Regions from separate parts of the Homo sapiens genome. Here region 2 is linked to region 1. A link is a loop called in an ENCODE intact Hi-C map of the cell type or tissue named here. Cell type or tissue: Caco-2. All regions are shown on one strand. Links, peaks and the distances in the headings refer to the core of each region. The heading gives the core; the rest is flanking DNA.

Region 1 (7,851 bases), core at 1,866-6,865:
TCCACTTTTAATTCCGAATATTTTCAGAAAAAAAAAATTATACCACCAAAAGAATCACTCACTGATTTTTTTCTTTTCTTTTTGGTAATTTCAGCTCTCACAAAATTATCCTCTGCAATTTGAAAATGGTATTACTAGGTAGTGATGGAAAGTAGCACACACCTAAAATCTAAGGAGCAGTTGTGTTTGGCTGGAGAGTGAAGATAGTGCCTGTATGACATACTCAGGTATGAGGATTATAACCAGTGCCATAACAAGGAAGAGCTATCGTGAGCCCTAGTACATTCACAATTATTGTTGGGAGATTACTACAGCTTTGTAACATAATTTGAAATTAGAAAGTGTGAGGCCTCCAACTTTGTTCTTTCTCAAGATTGCTTTGGCTATTAGAGGTCTTTGGTGGTTCCATACTAACTGTAGAAATGCTTTTTCTATTTCTGTGAAAAATGTCATGGAATTTTGATGGAGAATACATTGAATCTATAAATTGTTTACGGTAAGATGGACATGTTTAACAATATTAATTCTTCAAATCTGTGAATGCAGGGTATTTCTCCATTGATTTATGTCTTCTTCAAGTTCTTTCCTCAATGTTTTATCAGTTTCAGTGTGTAAATATTTTTCTTCCCGGTTAAATTTATTTCTATATTTTATGCTACTGTAAATGAGATCATTTTCTTGATTTTGTTTTTGTGTAGATTTTTACTGGTATAAAGAAGGCAACTGATTGACTTTATATCCTGCAATCTTATTAAATTTACTTATTAGTTCTAACAGCCTTTTGTTCCTTTGTTTCTTATGTATTTGCTATATTTTGGTAGAGTCTGTTTTTCTATATATAGGACTATGTCATATGCAACCAGGGATAATTTTATTTCTTCCTCTCCTGTTTGGATGCCTTTTACTTCTTTCTCTTGTCTGATTGCTGTTGCTGGTCCCAGTACTATACTAAATAGAAGTAGTGAGAGCATGCATTTTTGCCTCGTATTGGATCAAAGCTATAGCAATCAAAACAGTATGGTTCTGGCATAAAAACAAACATATAGACCAGTGAAACAGAATTGTGAGCCCAAAAGTGAACCCAAGCATATATAGCCAACTAATGTTTGACAAGCAGACCAATAATATGCAATGAGGAAAGGATATTCTCATCAATAAATGGTATTGAAAAAACTGGTTATTCACATGAAAAGAATGAAAACTGGACCCCTATTTAACATTATACACAAAAATTTACTCAAAATGGATGAAATATTTAAAGATAAGACCTGAAACTATAAAATTCCTAGAAAAAAATATAGGCAGGACGCTTCATGACATTGGCCACAGCCATGATTTGTTGTATATCATACTAAAAACTCAGGAAAAACAAAAACAAATGAACTACACTGAACCAAAAAGCTTCTGCACAACAAAGGAAACAATCAACAAAATGAAAACCCAGACTATGGATTGAGAGAACATACTCAAAAATCACATATCTGATAAAAGTTAGCAACCAAAATATATAAGAAAATCTCACAATCCAACAGCAAAAAAAAATAATCCATTTTATTTTAATGGACATCTGAGCACATTGGCTCACCCTGTAATCCCAGCAGTTTGGGAGGCCAAATAGGGAGGATTGCTTGATTCCAGGAGTTCAAAACCTTCCTAGGCAACATAGTGAGACCCCGTATCTACAAAAGAAAAAAAAAATAGCTAAGCATAGTGGCATTTACCCGTAATCCCAGCTACTGCAGAGGCTCAAGTGGTAGGATCGCTTGAGCCGGAGAGATTGAGGCTACAGTGAGACATTATCGCACTATTGCACTCCAGCCTGGATGACAAAGCAAGACCCTGTCTCAAGCAAACAAATGAATAAATAAACAAAGGGCACAAGATCTGAATAATCACTTCTCCAAAAAAGAAATAAGAAGCCAACAGGTATATGAAAAAGTGCTCAGCATCGCTAATCATCAGGAAAATGTATATCAAAACCACAACAACATAATACCCCACATCTGTTATGATAGCTATTATTGAAAAGACACAAAATAACAAGTGTTGGTTAGGGTGTAGAGAAAAGAGAACCCTTGCACACTGTTGGTGGGAATATATAAATGTTTATTAAAAATTAAAAATAGAATTGCCATGTGACACAGTGATCTCTCTCTTGAGTATATACTCATTGGAAATGAAATCAGCCCTTCATACAAATATCTGGGCTCTCATTTTCACTGAAGCATTATTCACAATACCAAAGATATGGAAACAACCTAAGTGTCCATGGATGGATAAATGAATTCTAAACTTTGGTACTATTCCGCCTTTAAGAAGGAAGTCCTGCCATTTTCATGGCAATATAGATGAACCTGGAGGACATTATGCTGAGTGAAATAAACCAGACACAGAAATAAAAATATTTGATTATCCCACTTAACATATTGAATCTTAAAATAAAAAGTCAAATACATAGAAATTGAGAGTAGACAGTAGTTACCAGGGGTAGGGGTTGGAGAGAAATCTGGAGTCATATGTCAGGGTACAAAGTTGCAATTATGTAGGATAAATAAGTCTAGAGATATAACCTATGCCATGATAGCTATGGATAATAGTATTATATAACATACTGGAAATTTACAAAGAGAAATTTCAGGCATTCTTGTTACAAAAAAAAGATTAAATAAAGATCTACCTATGTAAGGAGATAGATATATTAATTTACTTGACTATAGTAATCACTTCACTATGCTTATATATATCAAAACATCATTTATACCTTAAATATTTACAATTTTAAAATTAAGGAAGTAACAATTCAAAAAAACAAGGCACAGTTATCATTGGGAGACAAAGGTATGCTTTTTAATTGATTCTGATCTCATACAAGCAAAATGGGAAGTTAAATTTTGATTTTGAACCTGTTTTCTGTTTTAAGTTGCATTCCATTTTGTTTATATTTGAATGAATGCATTGCTTTGTTTTATTCTGAGTAATTATTATAAGATAGAGAGTAGAAAAACAATAAAAAATAACAATGTAACTTAAGAGTATTTGAAAAGAAACAAAATCAACAAACTTGCTAGACTAAAAAGAGACAGAAGGCTCGAGTAAATAAAATTATTAATGAAAAAGGAGACATTATAACTGATACTACAGAAATACAAAGGATCACAAGAGACTACTATAAACAATTATGCCAACAAATTGGATAAGCTAGAAAAGTGGATAAATTTCAAGAGACATATAGCCTTTTATTCTTTCATGATTCAGCCTTGAACAGACCAGTAATGAGTAAGGAGATTGAATCAATAATCAAAAACTTTCCAACAAAGAAAAGCCCAGGCCCTGATGGCTTTAGTGCTGTATTCAACAAAAAACTTAAATAATATTTAATAACAGTTCTTCTCAATGTCTTTCAAAAAATTAAACAGGAAGGAACACTTCCAAACTCATTTTAGGAGGCCAGTATTACCCTGAATCCAAAGCCAGACAAGGACACTACAAGAAAATAAAATTACAGGTGAGCATAGATGCAAAAATCTTCCACAAAACACCAGCAAACCTAATTAGGTAGCACAGTAAAAGAACCATTCATCATGACCAAGTGGGCTATATCCCTGGGATGCAAAAATGGTTTAACATACTCATATCAATAAACGTGATACACCACATTAGTGTAATAAAAGCTACATCATATAATCATCTCAATAGACATAGAAAAAGCATTTAACAAAATTCAACATATTTCATGATAAAAGCTATCAACATATTATGTATAGGAAAAACTGAACTCAACATAATAAAGGCCATATATGAAAAGACCACAGCTAACATTGTACTCAATGTTGAAAAGCTGAAAGCTTTTTCTCTAAAATCAGGAACAAGACAAGGATAACCTCTCTTACCACTTCTATTCAACATAGTACTGGAAGTCCTAGACAGAGTGATTAGGCAAGAAAAAGAAAAAAATGGCATTCAAATTGGAAAGGAAGACATAGACTTGTCTCTGTTTACAGATGACATGATCTTACATATAGAAAACACTAAAGGCTGTATCAAAAAGCTGTTAAAAATAATAAACCAATTCAATAAGATTGCAGAAAGTCAACAGGCAAAACTCATTAGCATTTCTATACAATAAAAATGAACTATATGAAAAGAATTTAAGAAAACAATTCCATTTACAATCCTACCACAAAAATACTTAGGAGTAAGTTTAACCAAAGAGATAAAAGACCTGTATACCAAAAATTATAAAACATTGATAAAATAAATTGAAGGAGGAAGCCAAGCAAGATGAGCAAATTGCCCTCCAGCAATTGCCCACACACACAGAGGAATATCAAATTGAACATCTATCCGTGCAAGAAATTAGCTTCATACAAACTAAAAAAAAAAAAAAAAAAAAATTCAGGTGAGAGATTACAGTACTTGATTTTAGCATAACAAGAAAGAACACATTGAAGAGGGTTAGAAGAACAGTCTCACATTACCCCTCCCTCATTCTCAGGAGGCCCAGCACAGACAGAGACTCCTTCCACTTGGGGGAAAGAGAAGGAAGAAAGTGGTGGATTTTGCATCATTTCCCAGAGTATTCTCCCTTAAGTGCATCAGGGCTGAGTATCTGAGAGGCTGCAAGTCACAACATAACTAGGCTTAGGGTGCCCTCTAGTGCTGAAATCGCTGGAGTGACCACAGGCTTAGTTAACATATAACAGTCTCCTTTGACTTTTGGAAAGCCCTCTGAAAAAGGACCAGTACAAACAAAACCAAACTGTCGAGACTGGAAAAAAATGCCTAATTCTTCAATGTCCAGACAGCAACAACATTCAAAAGCACCAAGAACATCCAGGATAAAATGACCTCACCAAAGGAACTAAAGAAGGCATCAGCAGAAAACCCTGGAGTAATGGTGTGCACCCTCTAACACAAGAAGAAATTCAGAAATCTATCACAGAAATTTAACAAAGAGATTAAAATAATTTTTTTAAATATGGAACTGAAAAATTCAATTGACAAACTGAAAAATACAACAGAATGTCTCAATAACGAATTGATCAAGGAGAAGAAAGAATTAGTGACCTAAAAGACAAGCTATCTGAAAAAAATACAGTCAGAGGAAAAAAAGCAGAGGAATGAAAAAGAATAAAGTACACCTACAAGATCTAGAAATTAGCCTCAAAAGGGAATATCTAAGAGTTATTGGCCTCAAAAAAAGATATAGAGAGAGATCAGGGTAGAAAATTAATTCAAAGAAATAATTTTAAAAAAATAACTTTCCAAACAAAGAGAAAGATATAAATACACAGGTAAATGAAGGTCAAAGAACAACAAGAAATTTTCACCCAAATAAGACTACCTCAAAGCCTCTCTTTCTTTATTCAACGAATATTTATTGAGTGCTCAACTTGAGCCAGATACTGCTTTTAGACCAGGGAATCAGTAATTAACAGACACAAATAATTGCCTTTGTGAAGCTCATATTCTAGTGGAAATACACTAGAATTAATCAACAAGTAAAATATATATATATATCAGATAATGATAAATACTATGAAAAAGAATAATGCAGGAGACAGGGGATAGAAACATGCCAAAATGGGTTTTGTCATTTTAAATAAGGTTCTCAGGGAAGATTTCAGGTAGTAGGGAATAATTGAACAAAGACCTGAGAGAAGTAAGGGAGAGAGTCATGTGACTATCTAGAGAAAAAACAGTCCAGGTAAAAGGATAATTGAGTGAAAAATGCCTGGGGGGTAGTATCATTGAAGTGTTTGAGAAACAGCAAACAGGTTGAGAGGTTGGGAGATAGATAGGTAAAGAGGAGGGCTGCAGTGGAGTGAATAAGCGAGGAGTAATAGGAGATTGAGTGAAGGAGTAGACAATGACTTTTGTTTCTCTTCCTGTCCCAAATTTTCTATGAATTCCTCTCATCTGTGGAATCTGAAGTAGAAGGATTCTGGGAAATGAAGTTCTGGGCTTCCCATTCCTCAAAAGGGTAACTGCAGGTGGTGGCCCCACTTTAATTCTCAAAGATTAAGAAAAAAATTAAAAATCCTAAAATCAGCAACAGAAAAGAAGCAAATAACATATAAAGGAACACTGATACATCTCCCAGCAAACTTCCCAGTGGAAACCTTACAGGCCAAGAAAACATGGAACAACGTATTCAAAGGGCTGAAGAAAAAATAACTTCCAACTGAGACTATTATACTCAGAAAAGAAATTCTCCAAACATAAAGAACAACGATTTTCTCACACAAACAAAAGTTGGGGAAATTTATTACAAACAGACCTGTCTTACAAGAAATGCTAAAAGTTCTTTAATCCAAAGGAAAATGATGCTACTAACATGCCACAGGAAATCATCTGAAGGTATAAAACTCATTGATAAAAGTAAGTACACAGACAAATTCAGAATACTTTATTACTGTAATTGTGGTTATAAACCACACATATCTTTAGTATGAAGACTAAAAGATGAATGCCTCAAAATCATAATAATTAGAACAATTTGTTAACAGATAGACGATATAAAAGATATAAGTAAAGACAACAAAAGTCTAAAAGGTAAGGGGGGATAAAGTTAAAGTATAGAATTTTTTTCTTTACACACAAAAAAGAAATTTCTTTTTTCTTTGTGATCAGAGTTATGTTTTTACTAGTTTAAAATAACATACTATAACTATAAGATGTTATTTGCAAGCCTCTTACTAACCACAAAGCAAAAATCTATAATAGATATGCTAAAAATAAAAAGCATCAGCACAGGGAGTACTCTGCAAGTTAGACTGCATATTAGGCCATGAAACAAGTCTTGACAAATTCAAAAAAATTGAAATCATATAAAATATCCATTCTGACCAAAATAGAAAAAAAAACTAGAAATCAATAATAAGACAAACTTTGGAAACCATACAAATACTTGGAAATTACACAACATGCTTCTGAACAACAAATAAGTCAATAAAGAATTTAAGAAGGAAGTTTAAAAATGTCTGGAAATAAATAAAAGTGGAAACACAATATACCAAAACCTATGAGACACAGCAAAGGCAGTACTAAAAGGGAAGTTTATAGCAATAAATACCTAGATAAGAAACGTAGACAAACTTCAAATAACCTAATGATGAATTAGACAATAAAAAACAAATCAAACCCAACATTAGTAGGAGGCAAGAAATAATAAAGATCAGAACAGAAATAAATGAAATTGAGACCAAAAAATACAGAAGATCAATGAAATGAAAAGTTGGTTTATTGAAAAGATAGACTGAAAAACCTTTAGCTAGACTAAGAAAATAAGAGAGAAGAGCTAAATAAATAAAATCAGAGATGAAAAAGGAGACATTACAACTGATACCAAAGAAATTCAAAGGATTATTAGAGACTATTATGAGAAACTACATGCCAATAATTTGAAAAACCTAGAAGAAATGGATAAATTCTGACACATACAACCTACCAATATTGAGCCATGAAGAAATAGAAAACCTGAACAGACCAACAATGAGTAACAAGATCGAAGCAGTAATAAAAAGTTTCCCATCAAAGAAAAGCCCAGAATCAGATGGCTTCACTGCTAAATTCTACCAATTGTTTAAAGAATAGACAACAATTATATTCAAACTATTCCAAAAAATTGAAGAGCAGGGAATACTTCTAAACTCATTCTATGAGACTGGCATTGCCTTGATACTAAAGCCAGATGAAGACACAAAAATAAACAAATGAACCAAAAACCTCTATAGGCCAATGTCTATGATAACCATAGATGCAAAATCCTCAACAAAATACTGGCAAACCAATTTCAACAACACATTAAAAAGATCATTCACCATTACTAAGTGGGATTCACAAATTAAT
Region 2 (7,851 bases), core at 1,623-6,622, 640 kb before region 1:
TTACTTAATAGATATAGGCCTATTCAGAGTATCTATGCCTTCTTGTGTGAGTTTTGGCAGATTGTGTCTTTCAAAGAATTGGTCCATTTACCAAGGTTATTAAATTTGTAGGCATACAGTTGTTCATAGTATTTCTTTTTTATCCTTTAATGCTCATGGGATCTATACTGATGTCATTCTTTTACTTCTGATATTAGTAATTTTTGTCCTCTCTGTTTTTCTTACTTAGCCTGGCTACGGCTTATTGATTTTATCAAAGAAACAGCTTTTGGTTTTATTGATTTTCTCTACTGATTTCTTGTTTTAAATTTTATTGATTTCTGTTCTAAATTTGTATTATTTCTTTCTTTCCGCTTACTTTGGATTTAATTTGGTCTTCCCTTTCTAGTTTCCTAAGGTGAAAATTTAGGTTATTTAGATATTTCTTCTTTTTTTAACATATATATCCAAAGCCATAAATTCTCCTTTAAGCACTGGTTTCACTGTGTTACATAAATTTTAATTTTTAGTTTTATTTTCATTTAGTTCAAAGTATATTTTAATTTCTCTTGAGGTTATTTTTGACCTATATGTTATTTACAAGTTTATTATTTAATATCTAAGTACTTTGGGATTCTCCAACTATCTTTCTATCATTCATTTCTAGTAGAATTTGATTGTGGTCTTAAAGCAGGCATTGCAAGATTATTAATATTTTACACTGGTTAAGGTTGTGTTTTATGACTCGGAATGGGGTCTGTCCTGGTGAATATCCTATGTGAGCTTGAGAAAAATGTGTATTGTGCTGTTGTTGGATAAAGTAGTCTATAGAAGTCTATTACATCCTGGCCAGGTGCGGTGGCTCACGCCTGTACTCCCAGCACTTTGAGAGGCTGAGGCGGGTGGATCACTTGAGGTCAGGAGTTCAAGACTAGCCTGTCCAACATGGTGAAACCCCATCTCTACTAAAAATACAAAAATTAGCCAGCTGTGGTGGTGCATGCCTGTAAACCCAGCTACTGGGGAGGATGAGGCAGGAGAATCACTTGAACCTGAGAGGCAGAGGTTGCAGTGAGCTGAGATTGTGCCAGCCTGGGTGACAAAGTGAGACTCTGTCTCATAAATAAATACATACATAGAAGTTTATTACATCCTGTTGACTGACAGTGGTGTTGAGTTAACTATGTCCTTACTGATGTTCTGCATTTTGGATCTGTCCATTCTGATTCAAGGGTGTTTAAGTTCCCAACTATGACAGTGGAGTCATCTATTTCTCCTTGAAGTTCAAGCAGTTTTTATCTCAGTTATATATACTGCTATAGACAATACTTTTGGTCCCTCCAAATTCATATGTTGAACCCTAATCCTCAATGTGATTGTGATGGTAAATTTTAGGTGTCAACTTGACTGAATTAAGAGATACCCAAATAGCTTGTAAAGCATTATTTCTGGGTACGTCTGTGAGGGTGTTGCTGAAAAGAGACTGAAATTTGAATCAGTGGACTGAGTAGAGAACATCTGCTTTCACACAAGGTGGACAGGCACCATCCAATAGGCTGAGGGCCTGGATAGAATAAAAAGGCAACTGAAAGGCAAATTCTCTCTTTCTCTCTTCTAGAGCCAAGATACTTTTTCCCCACCCTTGAACATCAGAAATCCAGGTTCTCTGGCTTTTTGACATTGGGAGATGCACCAGTGGTCCCCCAGGTTCTCAGGCCTTTAGACTTGGACTAAGAGTTATACCATTGGCTTTCCTGGTTCTGAGGTCTTTGGACTTGGACCGAGCCACACTACCAGAATTCATGCTTCTCTAGCTTACAGAGAGCGTATCATGGGACCTCCTAGCCTTCACAGTAGTGTGAGCCAATTCCCCTATAATTACCGTTATCTATCCATCTATCTATCATCTATTGATCGATCAATTGATTGATTGATCATCTCTTGTTGGTTCTATCTCTCTGAAGAACCCTGACTAAAACAGTGATGGCAGAAGGAGTTGGGCTTTGTAATGTGATTAGGTCTTGAGGGTGGAAGCCTCATGAGTGAAATTAGTATTCCCATTAAAAAAACTCCAGAGAGATCCTTTGTCCCTCCTACCATGTGAGAGTATGGAGAGAAGACAGCTGTCTATGAGCCAGGAAACAGGCCCTCCCCAAACACCAAATCTGCTGGTGCCATGATCTTGAACATCCTAGTCTCCAGAACTGTAAGAAATAAATTTCTGTTGTTTATAAGCTTCTTATTCAGTGGTATTTTTGTTATAGCAACCCAAATGTACTAATAACACTCCATTGTTAGACATACACATGTTAAGGACTATTACGACTTCATGGAGAATTGACCCCTTTCTCATCATGTAACGTACCACTTTATCCCTGATAACTGCCCTTTGTCTGAAGTCTGATGTCTGAAATTAATATAGCTACTCTTGCTTTCTTTTAATTTATTTTAGCCTGGCATCTCTCTCCATCCAATACTTTGAATCTATGTAAGTCTTTCTTGTAGGCAACACATAATTGGGTGTTATTTTTTGATCTACTCTGACAGTGTGTCTCTCTTTTAATTGGTGTATTTAGACTATTGAAATTTAAAGTAATTATTGTAATGTAGTTGAATCAATATCACTTATATTTGTTAGCGTTTTCTATTTGTTACTCTTTTCCTTGTTTACTATTTTTTCCTACACTTTTCTTACCTCTTGTGGCTTCAATTGAACATTTTATATAATTTCATTTTCTTTCTTTTATAGCACATTAATCATGCTTCCATTTTTTTAACTTTTAAAAATAGTAGCCCTACAGTCTGCCATATGCATTGATAATTTAGTCCACTTTCAAATAAAACTATATCACTTCAAAGACAACACAAGTACCTTAAAATAAAAAAAATCCTTTCTTCCTATTTCTTTTATCATTGCTGTTATACATTTCACTTATATATGAGAATAAACAGCTATTTATATATACATATATATGTAAACTAATTTAATATATTATTTCTATTATTTTGAAAAAAATTTATCTGTTAGATCAATTAAGAATAATAAAACTGTTTTGATTTTACCTTTACTTACTCCTTCTCTTATGCTCTCCCTTTCTTTATGTAGATCTGAGTTTGTGGTATTTATCATTTTTAGAACTTCTTTTACCATTTCTTGCAAGGCAGGTCTACTGGCAATAAATTCCTTAAATTTTTGTTTGTCAGAGAAAGTTTATGTTTCCTTCAAAGGATAATTTTGCAGAGTACAGAATTCTAGATTGAGAAGTTTTTCTTTCAATGCCTTACATTTTTTATTCCACTATCTTCTTGCTAGCTTGCAGAGTTTCTGAGATGTATTTCTTATCTTTGCTCCTCTATAGTTAAGATGATTTGTTTTTCCTTGGTTTCTTTCAGGGTTTTTAAAATTTATTTTTAATTTTCTGTAGTTTGAAAATGATATGCCTAGGTGTATAGTATTTTTAGTATTTATCCTGCTCAGTGTTCTCTAATCTGTGGTTTGATGTCTGACATTAATTGAAATATTTCTTCTTCTCTTCTCCTCTTCTTTTAGCATTTCCATTACATGTGTGTTACACCTTTTGTAGTTGCCCCATAGTTCTTGGATATTCTGGTCGGACTTTTCTTCAGCCTTTTTTTCTCTTTTCAGTATTGGCAGTTTCTATTGCAATATTTTTAAGCTTAAAGTTTCTCTCCTCAGCCTCATCCAGTCTACCAATAAACCTAGAAAAGGCATTCATTTCTGTTACAGTATTTTTTAAATCTCTAGCAGTTTTTATGGTTCTTTTTTATAATTTCCAGATTTCTGCTTACATTGTGCATCGGATCTTCCATGCTGTTTATTTTACTCAGTAGAGCCCTTAGCATTTTAGTCATAGTTATTTTAAATTCCTGGTCTGATAATTTCAACATCCCTGCTATATCTGAGTCTGGTTCAGATGAGTGTTCTGTCTCTTTAAACTGTAGAGTTTGGGGTTTTTTCGTTTTGTTTTGTTTCTTGTTTTGCGGGGTTTTGTGGGGCTTTTGGTCTTGCCTATTTTATATGTCTTCTATTTTTTACCTGATAGACAGGCATGTCCTTGGCAAATGGAACAGCTCTAAGTGAGCCTTTATTAATGTATTGGTAAAGTGTGGAGGGAGGGGAAGCATTCTATGGTTCTATGAATAGGCCTCATTCTTTTACTGAGCCTGTACCTCTGGACTGTGAACGTCACACATGCTTTCAGTGCCTCCCCATCCTTTAGTTAGGATGGATGGCTAGAGGGCGCTGGAGTTGGGTATTTCCCTTCCCCATGCAAGTAAGGCTCTGATAGGCCCCAGCTGGTTAGGCTCTGGTCAAATAGCTTCTCTTGAGGGGAGACCTGCTGAAAACAGCAGAATATTCTGGTTTATTTCAAATGGTTCCTTTTCTTCTCCCTCTGCCAAAAGCGTAAGAGGATTTTTCTTCAGTATTTATTACAAGAACTTAGTCAAGCTTCTGGAGATAAAACTTACAAAAGTGTGGGACCCTAATGACTAGGTCACCCTTAATTTTTTATGTCTCAGACTCGCCCACTCTGAGCCTCCAGCAATTCCCAAGTTATAGTTCAGGTTTCCCTATCTCAGCGCTGGTTCCTGCAGATGTTTGTGTTCATGGGTTTCTGCTCCAGCAAGCTGTGGCTATTTATTCATAGGTCTCTCTAATTTGGCAGGGAGCAGTGTTTTGCCCTGTGACCACATGTCTCTGAAAAATCTAAGAAAAGTTGTTGAGTTTTCAGTTTATTCTTTTTGTTAGGATGCAATGGTAACTTTCAGCTTCTCTCTTACATGTTGGATTGGAAACCAGAAGTTGCTTTAAAAAAAATAACATAGTTTTAGTGAAGTTTGGGGAAGGAGAAGAGAAAAAAATTCATAGGATCAATATGCCAGATTAAATTGCATGTAAAAGAGTATTTTATATTATACAGACCAAAATGGCACAGAACTTTATGGGCGTAATGCCTATACTATTTTAAAAAATAAATGCTAATATTAATCTACTTTACTTAGACTTTCCTTTTTAGACTATATGCTATCAACTTTGATGATACTGCTACTGACATTGGTTGAGAACAACCAGTGATTTATGCTAGGTTACTGAGGTAAAATAAGTTATTGTTCATTAGCTGGCAAAACTATGGGATAAGACAGGCTGACAAAACAATTCTGTGCTGATAAATTGCTGTGTACTTATTTGCAAGGCTGGCATAAATAATCTTATTTCTTCAAGGTGCAAACAATAGATAGCAAGAGACCATTAGGTGTCATGCCAGAGAAGGGCCAAGAGAGCAATACGGCATCCTCAGGGCTTTTCACAGGAGGATCATTAATTTATGTTTTCTAGTGTGTAGGCTTATTCCTGAGAAAAGTACAGTTCTGATCAGTTTCAAACCTAAAACAGTCATTGTTGAAAAGAGCAAGTCCAGTTGTTTTGTGCTATTACTTAGAAAAAGAAAATATACTGTTTATAATATTGATGTATCTTCCAATGAATTCTAACATGAAGCAGGAGTGGCAATCATTTTGAGAATATATTTTGTTCAGTCATCATTTTCTTTTATTTCTCCCTAATTTTGAGATGAATTCTTTTAAATGGCAACTTTATTGTTTATCAAGTTCAATATTTTTAAATGTACAGTGAAATAACTCTTTTTGCCATATTGAGAAAGGAGTGCTTGTATGTAGTAAAAATATCATAATATTTAAATACAAGATTATTGCAATTGTGGATGAAAATGCTAATAAAAATTATAAGAATTAAAGTGATTTCTAATCATGGTATCTATGACAGAGTAATATGGGAGTCTGTACTTTATTATTAATTAGAAAGTGAATATAGTATCTATTGCAGATTAGATTTAAAGGAAACTTTACTTAAAATTAAGTGTTCTTAATGTAATTTCATCCCATAAAATACTTCCATCATAATTTCAAACATGATATTGATAAAAACATTTCAGATAAAAACACAAATTTCCATTTTATTTCTCAACCTTTTGATGCAAAAAATGAAAAATCTGGGTGGATATGGAATACAAAATATTGGATGTTGTACCCACTGAGATTCATATTGAGATTTATAGGCTGTGTTCTGATTCTGCTGGAAGACTGACCTCTATCCAGTATTCTATTCTATGATTAATTCCTCATATGTGCTCCACAACCTACTTTTTCTCCACAATTCCCAATCCTCCCCAATAGGTCTCATTCTTGTCATGTAAGCCATACTTTGTTCTTTCAGCAGTCAGTGTCTGCTTCTGTTCAAAACACAGAAAGTTCACCAATCCATTCAAAGTTTCACCAGTAATATGTACCAAAATAAAGTTTGAAGATGTCCAACAGTGAATGCCTAATTTAGACATTACTTTTTATGTAAAGTGAATTTGCTTTTTTTCATAAGGCAATGTTACTCAATGTCTTGATGCTTTCAAAATCCCAACTGTAGATTAATACAAATGGAGACAATATAATATTGGAATCAAGTTATTACATAATTTAGATAATTTTGATAGACTGGAAATATGTGTCTACTTCTGGCTCTATTAACGATCCATTTTGTGACCCTAAAAATTATTTCATGAATCCACATCTTAAATTAGCCCTCTGTGAATCTCATTAAAAAATAAAGAAATTGTATGAAACTTTCTCAGTTGTGTCTGATAAAATAAGTGAGGGAAAAAATTGAGATTTTTTCCTATTTATCAGATGTGTAATCAGGTTTCATTTACTTTACCAGTTCTAGGTAAATATAATCTTATATTATAAAGTTACATCAATCCTAAGGGATGTGCACAATTTGTTGTTAATTAAAATGAATACATAAGAAAAATAAGAAGAACATTCTTGGAACACTTAACAAAAAATGTACTTTTGCAATTTAACAAATCATTAGATAAAATAGCTCAGGCTTCCCATATTTATAAAATGTGAGTGATCTGCTCTCCTATTCATTCGAAGCATTTTCTTTGCATATACAACCGATTCTACTCTTTAATGCATATTCATCATTAAACATGTTTTCTTCAGTTAAATATGCATGTGAATATAACAAGAAGATTTAGTGCTAAAAAATCATTTTGGGGCAGATAAGATGAAATCTGCTCATTACTTACCATTTACCAAAATTTTGTTGGTCTATCTTTAATCTTCCATAAATAGATCAAATTTTCAGGGTTATATAAATCAGTAGTAAAAATTATGGTGCTTTACTTTGCTTACTAATTTTCAAAGGAAAAATAACCCTTAGAAATCAAATGGCTAGGATGTAAAAATTTTGGTAAAGCAGAGTGTTTTTTAAAATCTTGATTTGCTACATAAACTTCTAAAATAGCTCTCTCTCAAGCTCTGATTACTACATTTCATGCACTCCTTTTCTAAAGTATATATTCTTCTATCCCCCTGATGGAGAGATTGAAGAGACTAACATGCTATACAGTTAACAATTATGCCTTGACCTATTATTATATTCAAAGCACTATAATTGACTAAAAAGTGAAGGCAGTGAGGAAACAAAACTTAATACAACATTGTCATTGCCCTCTATTTCAAATAGTGAAAGAAAATATAATTTTAAAATTTACAATTCTATTAACATTGCTATAGAAATCTATAAATGCTCTTTTTGGTATAAAATATGCCTTTGATATTTAAAAATTCAATTGTGCACTTATAAATGTATCCATATGCATATATTTCTGGGAAAATACACCCCAAACTGTTCATAATGTTTGCCTCTAGGCTGGAGAAAGAGCTACTTCTTATTAGGTTCTTTTGTTCCATCTGAATGCATTTTGTTCATGACATGTATTATATTCAGAACCTACTTGGTTCCAGTATAATTTATTTACAATAAAACAT

The links. Hi-C counts contacts between places; a loop is a spot of excess contacts. Peaks named below come from ENCODE experiments on the same cell type or tissue, not always from the same donor. Only the 100,000 strongest peaks of a DNase experiment are listed, where the experiment ranks them.
Region 2: it touches region 1 in a loop (5-fold over the local background); 1 of 110 quality-filtered maps calls a loop at or near these places.

The regions. Positions count from the first base shown.
Region 1 is chr14:49,169,306-49,177,156 of GRCh38, forward strand. All of the region lies in intron 1 of LOC105378178 (a long non-coding RNA gene), which reads right to left. Among named protein-coding and RNA genes, the nearest start is that of RPS29, 410 kb to the right of the region's middle. In Caco-2, for the core only: a CTCF peak has its summit at 4,655 (motif pointing left); a DNase peak (open chromatin) is centred at 4,646.
Region 2 is chr14:48,532,267-48,540,117 of GRCh38, forward strand. The region is part of intron 5 of LOC105378178 (a long non-coding RNA gene); the gene reads right to left. Among named protein-coding and RNA genes, the nearest start is that of LINC00648, 740 kb to the left of the region's middle. In Caco-2, for the core only: no CTCF peak of the experiment used is centred there; a DNase peak (open chromatin) is centred at 4,245.